Linked DNA regions of Homo sapiens: regions 1 and 2 are each linked to region 3. Evidence: read pairs that join two places in POLR2A ChIA-PET (ENCODE). Cell type or tissue: K562. All regions are shown on one strand.

Region 1 (4,000 bases), 180 kb after region 3:
AAAATTCCAACACAAGAGTCTAGAATCCTAAATCAGGCTCCTTGGCCTCATCCCCACACCAGTGTTTCTGTGCCTTGAGTCAACAGAATGGCCTCTCCAGTAAGAGAATCTCAGCCTGGCTTCCCTATCTCAATTCCTCCTTGGCTCCAGGGAAACACCCACAATATAACAGATAAAATATTAAGGTCTATACACAGAGTGGCTGAAAAATTTATTGTCCTGTGTACTGATTCATGCTACAACATGGATGAACCTTGAAAACATTATGCTGAGTGAAAGAAGCCTGACTCAAAAGGCTGCATGTTGTATAATTTTATTTGTATGTCTAGAATAAGTAAATCCATAAAGACAGAAAATAGCAGTTGCCAGGGGCTGGGGAGCCAGGGAATAGGGAGTGACTACTAATGGATACAGGGTTTCTTGTAGGGTAAAGAAAATGTTCTGGCCCGGCGTGGCGGCTCACGCCTGTCATCCTAGCACCTTGGGAGGCTGAGATGAGAGGATCGCTTGAGCTCAGGAGTTCAAGATCAACCTGGACAACATAGTGAGACCTCGACTCTCCTAAAAATTTAAAAAAAAAAAAAAATTAGCTGGGCATGGTGGCTTGCGCCTGTAGTCCCAGCTACTCAGGAGGCCAAGGCGGGAGGATCATTTGAGCCTGGGAGGTAGAGACTGCAGTGAGCCATGATCACGCCACTGTACTCTCACCTGGGCAACAGAGTAACCCCGTCTCAAAAATAAATAAATAAATAAATAAATAAATAAATAAATAAATGAAAATGTTCTGGAATTAAATAATACTGTTGATTGTAAAAGTTTCTCAGTATACTAAAAGTATGAATTATGTACTTTAAAGGGGTAAATTTTGTGGTATGTGAATTATATCTCAACAACAAAAATGGAAAAGATGGAGGAAAAAAATACCACCTAAAAAAAAGTTTGTCATCCAAACCAGGACTGAGGCACTGTTTTTTTTTGAGACAGGGTCTCACTCTGCTCCCTAGGCTGGAGTACAGTGACCCAAACATGGCGCACTGCAGCCTCGACCTCTGAGACTCAGGCAGTCCTCCCACTTTGACACTTTTGAAGTATTAATAATCACCCTGGGAAAATATGTATAAACCATATGGTGACTCTAGCTAAGGACAATGAATGAGAGCTCTGTGTGCAATCTCTGTGTGCCACCTGTCTTTACATCTTCTCTAAGGAGCTTAAGCAATAGCCTACCCAGCCAAGAATTCTGTGGCCACTGGTGGCCCTAGGGACCACGTGTATTGGTACTCTCAGCTCTCCTTGGCTCTTCTGCTCCCAAATTCCCTATGTCATTTGGGATTCTACTTCCCAAATAGGACCTCCTTTTTTGTAATGAGCTTTAAAGATTTACTCTACTCTGACATACATTGGACCTCTGCCTAATCATCGGATTTCCATTCCTTCCTTCCTTCCTTCCTTCCTTCATTCTTTCATTCTTCCATCAGTCAATTATGTAGTCTCTACTGGTACCAGGCAGTCGGGCAGTGTAGCAGCTGAGGAATACAGATGGATAAGTTACGTTTTCTTCCCTCAAGAAATTCACTTTCTATTAAGAAGATCGACATTTTAAATAGAAGGCAGTGAAGACACTTCCGAGCTAGAAGTATGTATTGGGTACAAGAAGGCCCAAAAAAGGGGGAGGTCGGCTTTTCCTGAAGGTGGGACTTTCCCCATGCCCACCTCTGGACATTCCAGAGAGATTGATAGGACCTAATTTGGCATCCCACAAGAGGAGAGGAGAATGCTTTCTCTGTCTTTGGTTGCCTCTCCCATTCCCATGCTCCTCTCCCATTTGGTGGCTGCTCTTAAGTGGCCTCTCACTCCCCCCAGCACACTGGGACGCTGCCACTGACTGGCATCTCTGGAGCCTCTTTCCTGGAGGCTCAGATTCCCATCCTCTGGGTGTTGTCTGGCCCTTTTCTTCCTAAGTGCATTGTGTTCTTGCCCATTTTCCTGCCCACTTACAAAGGCTTATACGGTTAAGCCCTTTGCCCAAGGTCACAGCTGGTTAGTAACAAAAGCCAGGCTAGAACCTGGGTTCAACCCTCAAAGTGAAGTCCTTCTGAGCTTCCAATGAAGGGTTTTATTTTCCTAACAAACTGCCTTGTAACCTGAAGAGGTGAACCCCAGCCAATCTCAGACCCACTTTTTTTTTTTTTTTTTGCTAATTTAGCTGCACCTTGGCCATTCCAGGGGTGGCAGAGTTCATAAGCAGTAAGTAAATGATTAGTAACCCCCCCACCCCACCAAGGGTGCAGGTCAAGATCTCAGCACAAAGATCAGGTTGGAACTTCTGATCTCTCCCAGCCTGTCTGGGTAATCCCAGTCCCCCTGCCATACAGTTTGGGACCCATCTGACAATGGAGTTTCCAAGACTGGGCAGAAGGAGCAATGGGATTTGGTTCTCCCATGATATAGAAGAAAAAGTTCACACTTCGATAATTCAGAGTCAGAAAAGCTTAGGGGTTAAAAACCTGGATTTGAAAGGCCAACAGATCTGGATTTATTTATTTAGAGACAAGGTCTCGCTCTGTCATCCAGTGGACTCAAGTGATCCTCTCACCTGAGTCTCCCAAGTAGCTGGGACTACAGGTGCACACCACCTCTCCCAGGTAATTTTTTATTTTTTGTAGAGACGGGGTCTCACTTTGTTGCCCAGAGTGGTCTTGAACTCCTGGCCTCAAGTGATTCTCCCACCTTGGCCTCCCAAAATGCTGGGACTGCAAGTGTGAGCCACTGTGCCTGGCCCAGATCTGGATTTAAATCCTAGCTGTAAAACTTTGGAAGGAAGAAATTCCTTTGCTTTTCTGAACCTCAGTCTCCCCAATGTAAAATGAAGATAATGTATTCAGGGGAAAAAACCCTCATGAAGGTAATAACTACCTCATAGTACTATTATGAGGATGAGATGAGATGAAGTGTACCAAGGCTTAGAACAACTCTAGTAGACAGTAAGCACTTAATAAATGGTATGTAGCTTTTGTTGTTGTTATCTTTTCTCAAACTATCTCTAATCTTAGAAGGGTCCAGAACTCTGGGGACTGGTTGGCCAAGTTTCCCCAGATAATGTTTGCAGCCCTCTTATTTGCCCCATAATGGCAACTTCATTCATTAATTTACCAAAATTTATAAAGCACCTACTATATTCCAAGGCTACTTGAAACATTATAGTTACAAATAAGAAGTTACAACTCACTGTTGTAAATAGAATAATGTATAAGCCCAGAGGATTGCCTGGGAGACATAATAGAGGGTAGAAAAGTTTAGGTCTCGAAGGGTATGTAGGAGTTCACTAGGCAGAGGGAGCAGCACATGAAAAAACAAATGCATGGAAAAGCATGTAGCATTTGGGAAATGTTAAAAAGTTCTGCATCACTAGAACCTTCCACAAAAGAGGAAGGAAGCCAAGCACTGTGGCTCACACCTGTAATTCCAGCTAGTTGAGAGATCAGACGGGAGCATCACTGGAGTCCAGGAGTTCTGGGCTCCTGCAATATAGCTGCCTCTGTCTCAGAAAAAAAAAAAAAAAAAAAAAAAGTGGTGTCGGGCATGGTGGCTCAGGCCTGTAATCCCAGCACTTTGGGAGGCTGAGACAGGCGGATCACGAAGTCAGGAGTTCAGGAGCAGCCTCGCCAACATAGTGAAACCCCGTCTCTACTAAAAATACAAAAATTAGCTGAGTGTGGTGGTGGATGCCTGTAATCTCAGCTACTTGGGAGGCTGAGGCAGGAGAATTGCTTGAACCCGGGAGGCGGATGTTCCAGTGAGCCGAAATCGCACCGCCACCGCCGCACTCCAGCCTGGGCAACAGAGCAAGACTCCGTCTCTGAAAAAAAAAAAAAAAAAATGCGGATGGAGGTAAGTCTGAGAAGTTGTGGTCAGATTGTGGAGGACTCCCTATGCCCAGCTCAGGAATTTGAACTTTACCTTGTGGGCAGAGGGAAACGAGATTTTTGAGCCTGCGGGT
Region 2 (4,000 bases), 540 kb before region 3:
GATATTTATGGGAGGGGCTGCTCTATGCATCACAAACCTCTACAGGGATCTATCCCATTGCGGGGTCACCCTCTGCAAGGATAGAGGTGCTCAAAGTGGAGTCCCAGGAAGATAGGAGGGAAATCCCCTTATCTTTGGGAGGAAAAACTCTTGCAATGCTTGCAGCCATTTTTGACCCACTGGAAACCACCATCATCCCTGACCCAGCATTTTGGCAGAAACAGAAGGGTACCCCTCTTTGTGTGGCTATAAGGGAAATAGAAATAGGAGCCTCCACTTCTGGGAAACTTTGGCCCTCTCCCAAAGATAAGGAGCTTCCTTATGCTGAGACTGGGGGCTGAAGTTCCTGGTTCTCTGTCCAGAGTTACCCTGAGCTGGGCAGGTGGGGCCTGTGAGGGCAGATCTGCCCCCTGGCATAGCCTGTCTGCTCCTTGCCAACTTCTGCAGGGCCGGCGTGGTGACCCCAGGGATCACCGAGGACCAGCTGTGGAGGGCCAAGTATGTGTATGACTCCGCCTTCCATCCGGACACAGGGGAGAAGGTGGTCCTGATTGGCCGCATGTCAGCCCAGGTGCCCATGAACATGACCATCACTGGCTGCATGCTCACATTCTACAGGCAGGTCTTGTCCCACGTCCCCTTCTTCAGTGCCCTAAGCTAGAGCATAGCTTGACTAGGTGCGCTTCTTGTCTGGGCCAACTGGGTGAGTGAAAGATTGTGTCAGAATCGCTTCCATTCCTCAGAATTCAGCCTCAGGAGGTCTCTCACCCCAGAGACAGTAGGTGTGTTTGTATAAATGGGGGTGGGGGTACATAGGGGTTACCAGAACAGGTTCTAGGGCCATTAACTGGGTCCCTTCTTAGGCTTGGGGAATAACCTTTGGTTTCATTACAGGGGTCTAAAGATGAGGGCCACTGTAGACGGGGCAGAAGTGAGTGTCTTTGTTCCCTCAGGAAGACCCCAACCGTGGTGTTCTGGCAGTGGGTGAATCAGTCCTTCAATGCCATTGTTAACTACTCCAACCGCAGTGGTGACACTCCCATCACTGTGAGGTGAGAGCCAGCCCCCAGCAGCAGCTGCACTGTCCCATCTGACCCTCTCCTCCCAGCCTGCAGTGCCCTCTCCTTTCTCTCCGGTTCCCTGTGGACCATGCAGCCAGTGCTCAGCGCCCTCTCCTCAGCCTGCCCCACCCCGAATTACCCTGCCTAACTGAAGGCATGAGGTCCTCTTATGTATGCTGTGGGGGACCCACCCCTCTTCACAGGGTGCTACTGGGGCTTCTAGACAAGTTTACGCCGGAGATGGAGGGAAGGCTTCTTCTGCAAGGAGCTTCCCCTTTTATGCCTCATGTATTGAGGACTTGGCATATCCCTAAAGGAAAGGGCCACCTGCTGGACTTGTCACCTCTCCCCGTGACCTGGCTTTTCCACCCACAGGCAGCTGGGGACAGCCTATGTGAGTGCCACCACTGGAGCTGTGGCCACGGCCCTGGGACTCAAATCCCTCACCAAGGTAAAGGCCCCTCACTCCCCTGACCACCCCATTCATCCTCTATCTGCCTCCTTCTTCCTCATCACACCTCCAGTTCTGACCTATATGCCCCCTATATCTCCCCAGAGTCCCTCACCACCCCATGGCCCTTAGGGCCACTGAACAACACCCTTCCTCCCCAGCACCTGCCCCCCTTGGTCGGCAGATTTGTGCCCTTTGCAGCAGTGGCAGCTGCCAACTGCATCAACATCCCCCTGATGAGGCAGAGGTGAGTGACCCCGGCTCCTGGCATGTGCATGCCCAGAATGTAGCACACTGTCCATCCACGCAGACCACCTCAGAATGGGGACATCCCTCTCCCTCCCCAGACATGAGCTGCTGGGCCCTGGCTCAGTCTGACCCTGGGATCCTCAGGTGGGAGAACCAGCCTTTGAGCCTGGGGTGTGTGAGGGGACCCTGAGGAGCCGCTGCTCATTCGGGCATTGCAGGTGGGATCCGGGGCCTGTGATCTGACCCCAACCCCCCTCCCTTGCAGAGAGCTGCAGGTGGGCATCCCGGTGGCTGATGAGGCAGGTCAGAGGCTTGGCTACTCGGTGACTGCAGCCAAGCAGGGAATCTTCCAGGTGGTGATTTCAAGAATCTGCATGGCGATTCCTGCCATGGGTAAGGCGGGAGTGGCTGGGTGGGGCATAGGAGACTCTGAGAGAAGCAGGTGCAGTTCTCAGGGACTTTGGAGGACTCTGGGGAGAGAGGGAGGAGCTTTGAGGGGGGTCACCCTTCACAGTTCCTGACTTTAACTCCACTACTAATGTTCTCCTTCTTGGCCCTGCTCTCCCCACAGCCATCCCACCACTGATCATGGACACTCTGGAGAAGAAAGACTTCCTGAAGGTAGGCGACTGTACCTCTCTTGTCCTGGAATGGGCGATGGCTGGGAGAAGTGACCAGGCCCCAACTCTCTCTCCAGCCTCGCCTGATTCTCTAAGACTTGCCAGCCCTTCTCCTGACCCCTGCACCGCCTCCTCCACCTTCGTTCATTCAGCAAGAATGAACTGGGCTGGGGTGAAGGAACTCTGCAGGGGCAGGAGGAGAGGACAAAGGAAGGAAACCAACTTCATCAGTGTTACTCCAGTGGCTTCTGACACACAGAAGGGGACTGTCATAGTCATGCTTGATCTCATGCTCATTCTTTTACCCCCTAGTGCCTCCATACTGAGAGGTACACACGGGTGAACACGCACACACAGACATGAACAGGACACGAAAGCAAAGCACAGGAACAAGCTCTGGCTCATTCACAGAATCATTTATTCACAAATGTATTGAGTGCCATGCACCAGGCATGTTTTAGGGCTGAGGAGATGGCACTGAACACAATGGTTATGGCCCCTGTCCTCATGAAGTTTATAGTCTGATGCAGAAACCAATAAACAAGGAGGCACCCAATAAATACATTCTTAGAAAGTGTAATATGTGCTTTGTAGGAAAGCAATGGGGGTAGTGTAATTGAGATTCATGGGGGAGAGCTGTTTAGATAGGATGATCAGAGAAGGGGTCTTTAATGCCGCAAAGGATGAGGAGAGAGCCAAATAACGCAGAGAAGAGTGTTTGGGGTACAGAAAACAGTCAGTGCAAGGGCACTGCAGTAGGAGGGGCTTGCACATTTGAGGAACAGGTTGGTGGTCCCTGTGGCCAGAGCAAATTGAGAAGAGTGCCGAGGAAGAGATGTGCTTGGAAAGGGTCAGATTCATGCCACTGGGATGGGAAGAGGTAAGTGGAGGTTCACAGGAGGTTTCCTGAAGAAATCAGCTCCTGGAGGAAGTGAGGGAAGAAAAAAAAGGGCCAGGGAGTGCCATGGCAACCAATTCTGAGAGGTGAGAGGTCATGGGATGCCGGGGAGGGTGATCAGCAGACAGGCCTGGCTGGAGTGGAAGGGCGTGATCTGGAGGTCCCAGCCCTGTCATTGCCTTGGGAGAAAGAAAACGGCCACAGGTCTAAGGGCTCCAAGGCAAGGCTGATGGGATAGAGCTATGGTGGGTGAAATGGGGTGACAGTGAGGCAGGGGACACAAGCCGTTCCATTGTCTTTCTGTCTCTCCACAGCGCCGCCCCTGGCTGGGGGCACCCCTGCAGGTGGGACTGGTGGGCTTCTGGTAAGTGTGCAAGGAGTTAGCTGGGGTGTGTGGGAGTGCCTTGTCCATGGTGGATGTGGGTGGGTATGGATTGTCTTTAAGATGTTTATAGACATCATCCATTCATACATTCAGTGGGTGTGTGTTTGGAACAACTATAGGGTCTACTTTGTGTGTTACGGGGTGGTCCCTGTCCTTGAAGGTCAAGATCCTAGTGAGGGGGTTCCAGTCTTCATCTATAAGAGGAAACCATGGAAATGTACCTTTTGGTGCCATCCAGGAGATTCATGCCCATTTAATTCCTGATTCTGCCACTTACTGGTTGTGGGGCTCTCTTTCCTCAGAACCTGATGTCCAGGTTGGGTTTACTATTCCTAA
Region 3 (4,000 bases):
TAATTTATCATGATTAGGCAAATCCGGCAGGGAGAGCCGATTCCGGCGGAGGAGGCTAAAAAGATGAATTTCAGCAATAAAATTAAATAAGGACGGACGGGCAGCCCCTCCTCCCTCCCGCTTTGCTGATCTCTCTCTTTCTTACAATTTATGAGGCCAATTATGAAGATGAGGTTGGAAGTTCCTGGAACTTCACTAAATGCAAACGGCGGTCCCTGCTGTTCCCATCAAATTAATTAACCGCGCGCTATTGATGGCCGCTCAAGGCTGACGCAGGCGGCCCACCCTGCGGCCTCCTCCATGGACACGAGGACACAGGGTCCGGGGGCCCAGCCAGGACTCCACCTGCAGTAGGGACTCCAGCACCACTGGGGACTTCCAGGGACCCCCCACCTCCTTCTACCCAAGGCCTTGCCTGAGCCCTTAACAACGCAGGGCCTCCACCAAGACCTAAACAGACAGGGCCACACGGTCACATGCCCAGGGTTGAGCACACACACACTCAGATACAAAATCATGAACATACAGCACAGACGCAGGGGCCGGGAATGTGCATTAGGCACACACATGCCCCTGCAGTGGAACATGAACACACATATGCAGGGGCACTACACACACAACAACAACCACCCAGCTGAGGGAACCGGAGCAAAGGATGGGGGAGGTGCGCTGTGTCTGGGGCTCTGGGCCTGCTCCATCAGGGCCAGGCTGAGTCCAGCAGGGCAAAGGTGCCACCATTGCTAAGAGGCTCCACTCAAGCAACGGCCAGTAGCCTGCCTTCCCTGGGGTCCGTACTGCCCTCCAGGGGCAACCTCGGGCCCCTACCCATGGCCCCTCAGCCCCTGGGGCCTTGCTTCATCTCCAGGCCTGGGGCCTTCTTCAGGGATGTTCCCTGCAGTGTGGGGACCAGGTCTTGCCGAACAGAGCCTCAGGCCAGTTTGGGACTTCATCCCTGAGGACTCCCCAGTTCCAGAGCTCAGAAGCAGTACTCCCCAGTGGCTCAAGAGTTCTGGAAAACTAAGGGCAGAGCAGACATAAGGCCAAAGGCACCTGCGGCTGAGCCCATCAAGGCCTGCAAGCCTGGTAGCAGCAGGTGCCCCAACAGCAGTAACTTGCATGGGAGGCCACTCCCTCAGATAACAGGGGAGGGCCTGGAAAGGGGCGCCCCTGTTTGGGGAGCCCAAGTCTTCTCCAAGCCACAGTCCTCCATCCTGGCAAGAGGCATCCCATTCCATTTAAAGGGAGAGTAATTCCATGATTCTCCTGGAGAAGCAAGACAATGGGCCTGGGTTTGCCTTTCCCAGCCATTGGAACTGTAGGATGGGACACAGCTAGACTTGCCTACCTTGTCATGCCCACTCCAGGTGATGCCTGGGAAGCCCCTGTCCCATGCCCACACCTGCCCTGTGAGCAGCTGGAACCCAGGAGGAAAGGCCAGGGCCTGTCTCGCTCCCCTTTCCCGGTGCCCACGTCTGCCTTGTGAGCAGCTGGAACCCAGGAGGAAAGGCCGGGGCCTGTCTTGCTCCCCTTTTAGTGTAGGTCTAAGGTCAAGACTGAGGTCCCCACCCCAGGCCCTGGGAAAAGATGAAGCTCCAAGCTCAGTAGGGGTGGGGCAGAGCAGCCCAGCGGGGACTTGCATCTTGCACAGTGTCAAGAAGAAACTGAAATTAGGGAGGCTCAGACTGAACATGTGGCAGCCCTGGGCTCATGTGAGGCTCCCCCTTCCCCACACACTTCAGAGGATGCCCTCTACCTCACAGCAGGGCCTGCTCACACTTGCTGTCCCTCTGCCTTTGTACAGGGAGAGCCCAACACGCACTCGGTCTATTGGGTTTCTGCAGTCACATTAACAAATTACACCAACTTACTGGCTTAAACACCACAGTCATTATCTCACAGTTCCACCAGCTCAAAATCCAACAGGGCTCCCTGAGATAAGGCCAGACATCAGCAGAGCTGCCATCCTTCTGGAGGCTCTAGAGTAGAAGCTGTTCCTTGGCTTCTCTGACTCTTAGAGGCTGCTCACACTTGGCTGGAGACCTTTCCCCATCTTCAAAGCCAGAAACTTCGCATCTCTCTGACCTTTCCTCGTCAAGTCTCTCTTTGATTGTAGATTGTAGCTTTTTTTTTTTTTTTTTTTTTTTTTGAGACAGGGTCTCACTCTGTTACAACTCAGGCTGGAGTGCAGTGGTGTAATCTCAGCTCATTGGAACCTCTGCACCTCTGCCTCCCAGGCTCAGGTGATCCTCCCACTTCAGCCTCCCAAGTAGCTGGGATTATAGGCACCACTAGGTCTGGCCATGCCTAGCTAACTTTTGAATTTTTTTTTTTTTTTTTTTGGTAGAGATGGGGTTTTGCCATGTTGACCAGGCTGGTCTCAAACTCCCAGGCTCAAGCAATCAACCCGCCTTGGCCTCGCAAAGTGTTGGGATTACAGGCGTCAGCCACCACACCCGGCCCTGACTGTAGCTCTTAAGAACTCATGTTTACACTGGGCCCACAGGATTACTCAGCATAATCACCTCATCTCAAAATGCTTAAGCTTCATCACAACTGCAAAGTCCCTCTAGCCAACTAAGGTGACATATTCACAGGTTCCAGGGATTAAGACATGGACATCTTCAGTGGACCATTATTCTGCCTGCCACACGTGGCCTGTCCAAGGACAACCCTGGCTCAGGGACAGAGTGATGAAGAACTGGGCTGGAGCAGGGAGCAGGCTTGTGGGGTCTCTCTGCCTACTCCAGGCCAGGTGGTGACTGGGTGGTAGGTGTGCGGGGTGCTCAGCTGCTGGACAGGACCCCAGTTACCACCAGGGCCCTGAAATGGAGTCTCTCTCCATTCAGGATGAATGGGAGACTGGGCTGAAAGCCTGTTCGAGAACCTGGTTCAGCGCTAAAGTGCCTGGGAACCCCCAATATTCATATTCCTTGCTTACTTGGACTCAGAGAACCTCATTTCACCTCATTTTACCTCCAAACTGGGCAGCCTTTCTCAAGACTCAGAAATCCCTCCATTAGCTCCTCTGCCTCAGTGGCTCTTCTCCTGGGCTTCTGTGTCAGACTGGGCAGCTGAAGGGACACCCAGATGGGTCACTGGAGGTGGGGCATGCTCCCTCTTTATCCCACGACTTTGTGTTGCCCTGGCCAGGAGGTGGGACCAAGAGTCTGCATGGTTTCAAGGCAGTCTCTGAATTCTGAGTCTCCTGGGGGAAGGAGTTAAGGCAGATGGGGAGGGATGTCAAGAATGGAGGTCAGACCCTGATTTCAGACAAAGAAGTAAGCGGCATCCCTCCCTGCAGTTCTGGGACCTCCCTGTGTGTAGGAAAACTTGGGCGAGCTACTCTATGGCCTGCTGCACACTGGTTCCCTCCACCCCCAGCCCTGGAGGTCCTGTTCCTTGGGCCTGGAGCAGGCTGCGGCAAAAGGAGAGAAGCAACTTCCACATTTGGACCCAGACACGCATCTTTGGACTTCTGCTGACTCCAACTCTTGCTGGGGACAGCAGCAGGCACTGAGGGACCAGTCCAGAGTGGGACCAAAAGCAAGCCTTCACACCCGGGGGCCCAGGCTTTCCCCAGCCCCTCTCCTATCTACCCAGGCCCCCACTGTGGCTCTTGGCAGCCATGTGTCCCTGGCAGTAGACACTCTCAGGGGAGAGGCTCGCCCCTCTAGAAGGCTTCTGGGCTTTTGATTGGCCATCTCTTGGGTTGGTGCTGAGCTGCGAAAGGGCCCTCCAGGTCCTGTGGGCTTCTGATTCCTTTCCCAACATGATCAGTGCTGGGAAGACCCCCTGACTTACACTTCAGGGGTATGAGCTTGAGTTGGGGGGCCTACTCCCAGGCTGCTAGGATCCCATGATCGAGACCAGGCAGACAAAGGCTGGCTCCGGGACTCTGCAAGTTACCAACAGAAATGTAGCCCACCCAGCACACTCAAGGTGGGATCCCCCTGTGGAGCCAAAGCTGCCCTCACGCGTCACCACCCAACTCCCAGCATGG

The links. Peaks named below come from ENCODE experiments on the same cell type or tissue, not always from the same donor. Only the 100,000 strongest peaks of a DNase experiment are listed, where the experiment ranks them.
Region 1: POLR2A ChIA-PET joins it to region 3 with 5 read pairs; 5 of 35 experiments call an interaction of 5 or more read pairs at or near these places.
Region 2: POLR2A ChIA-PET joins it to region 3 with 6 read pairs; 2 of 35 experiments call an interaction of 5 or more read pairs at or near these places.

What each region holds. Positions count from the first base shown.
Region 1 is chr10:101,751,239-101,755,238 of GRCh38, forward strand. All of the region lies in intron 2 of LOC105378458 (a long non-coding RNA gene), which reads right to left. Among named protein-coding and RNA genes, the nearest start is that of FGF8, 23 kb to the right of the region's middle. In K562, no CTCF peak of the experiment used is centred here; no DNase peak of the experiment used is centred here.
Region 2 is chr10:101,035,050-101,039,049 of GRCh38, forward strand. SFXN3 (sideroflexin 3) reads left to right here. Exons shown (of 12, transcript NM_030971.6): 4 at 448-618; 5 at 954-1,052; 6 at 1,437-1,512; 7 at 1,674-1,759; 8 at 2,027-2,154; 9 at 2,333-2,382; 10 at 3,594-3,643. Among named protein-coding and RNA genes, the nearest start is that of SFXN3, 5.8 kb to the left of the region's middle. In K562, a CTCF peak has its summit at 3,591; no DNase peak of the experiment used is centred here.
Region 3 is chr10:101,574,187-101,578,186 of GRCh38, forward strand. No RefSeq gene overlaps it. Among named protein-coding and RNA genes, the nearest start is that of POLL, 12 kb to the right of the region's middle. In K562, no CTCF peak of the experiment used is centred here; DNase peaks (open chromatin) are centred at 1,915 and 2,508.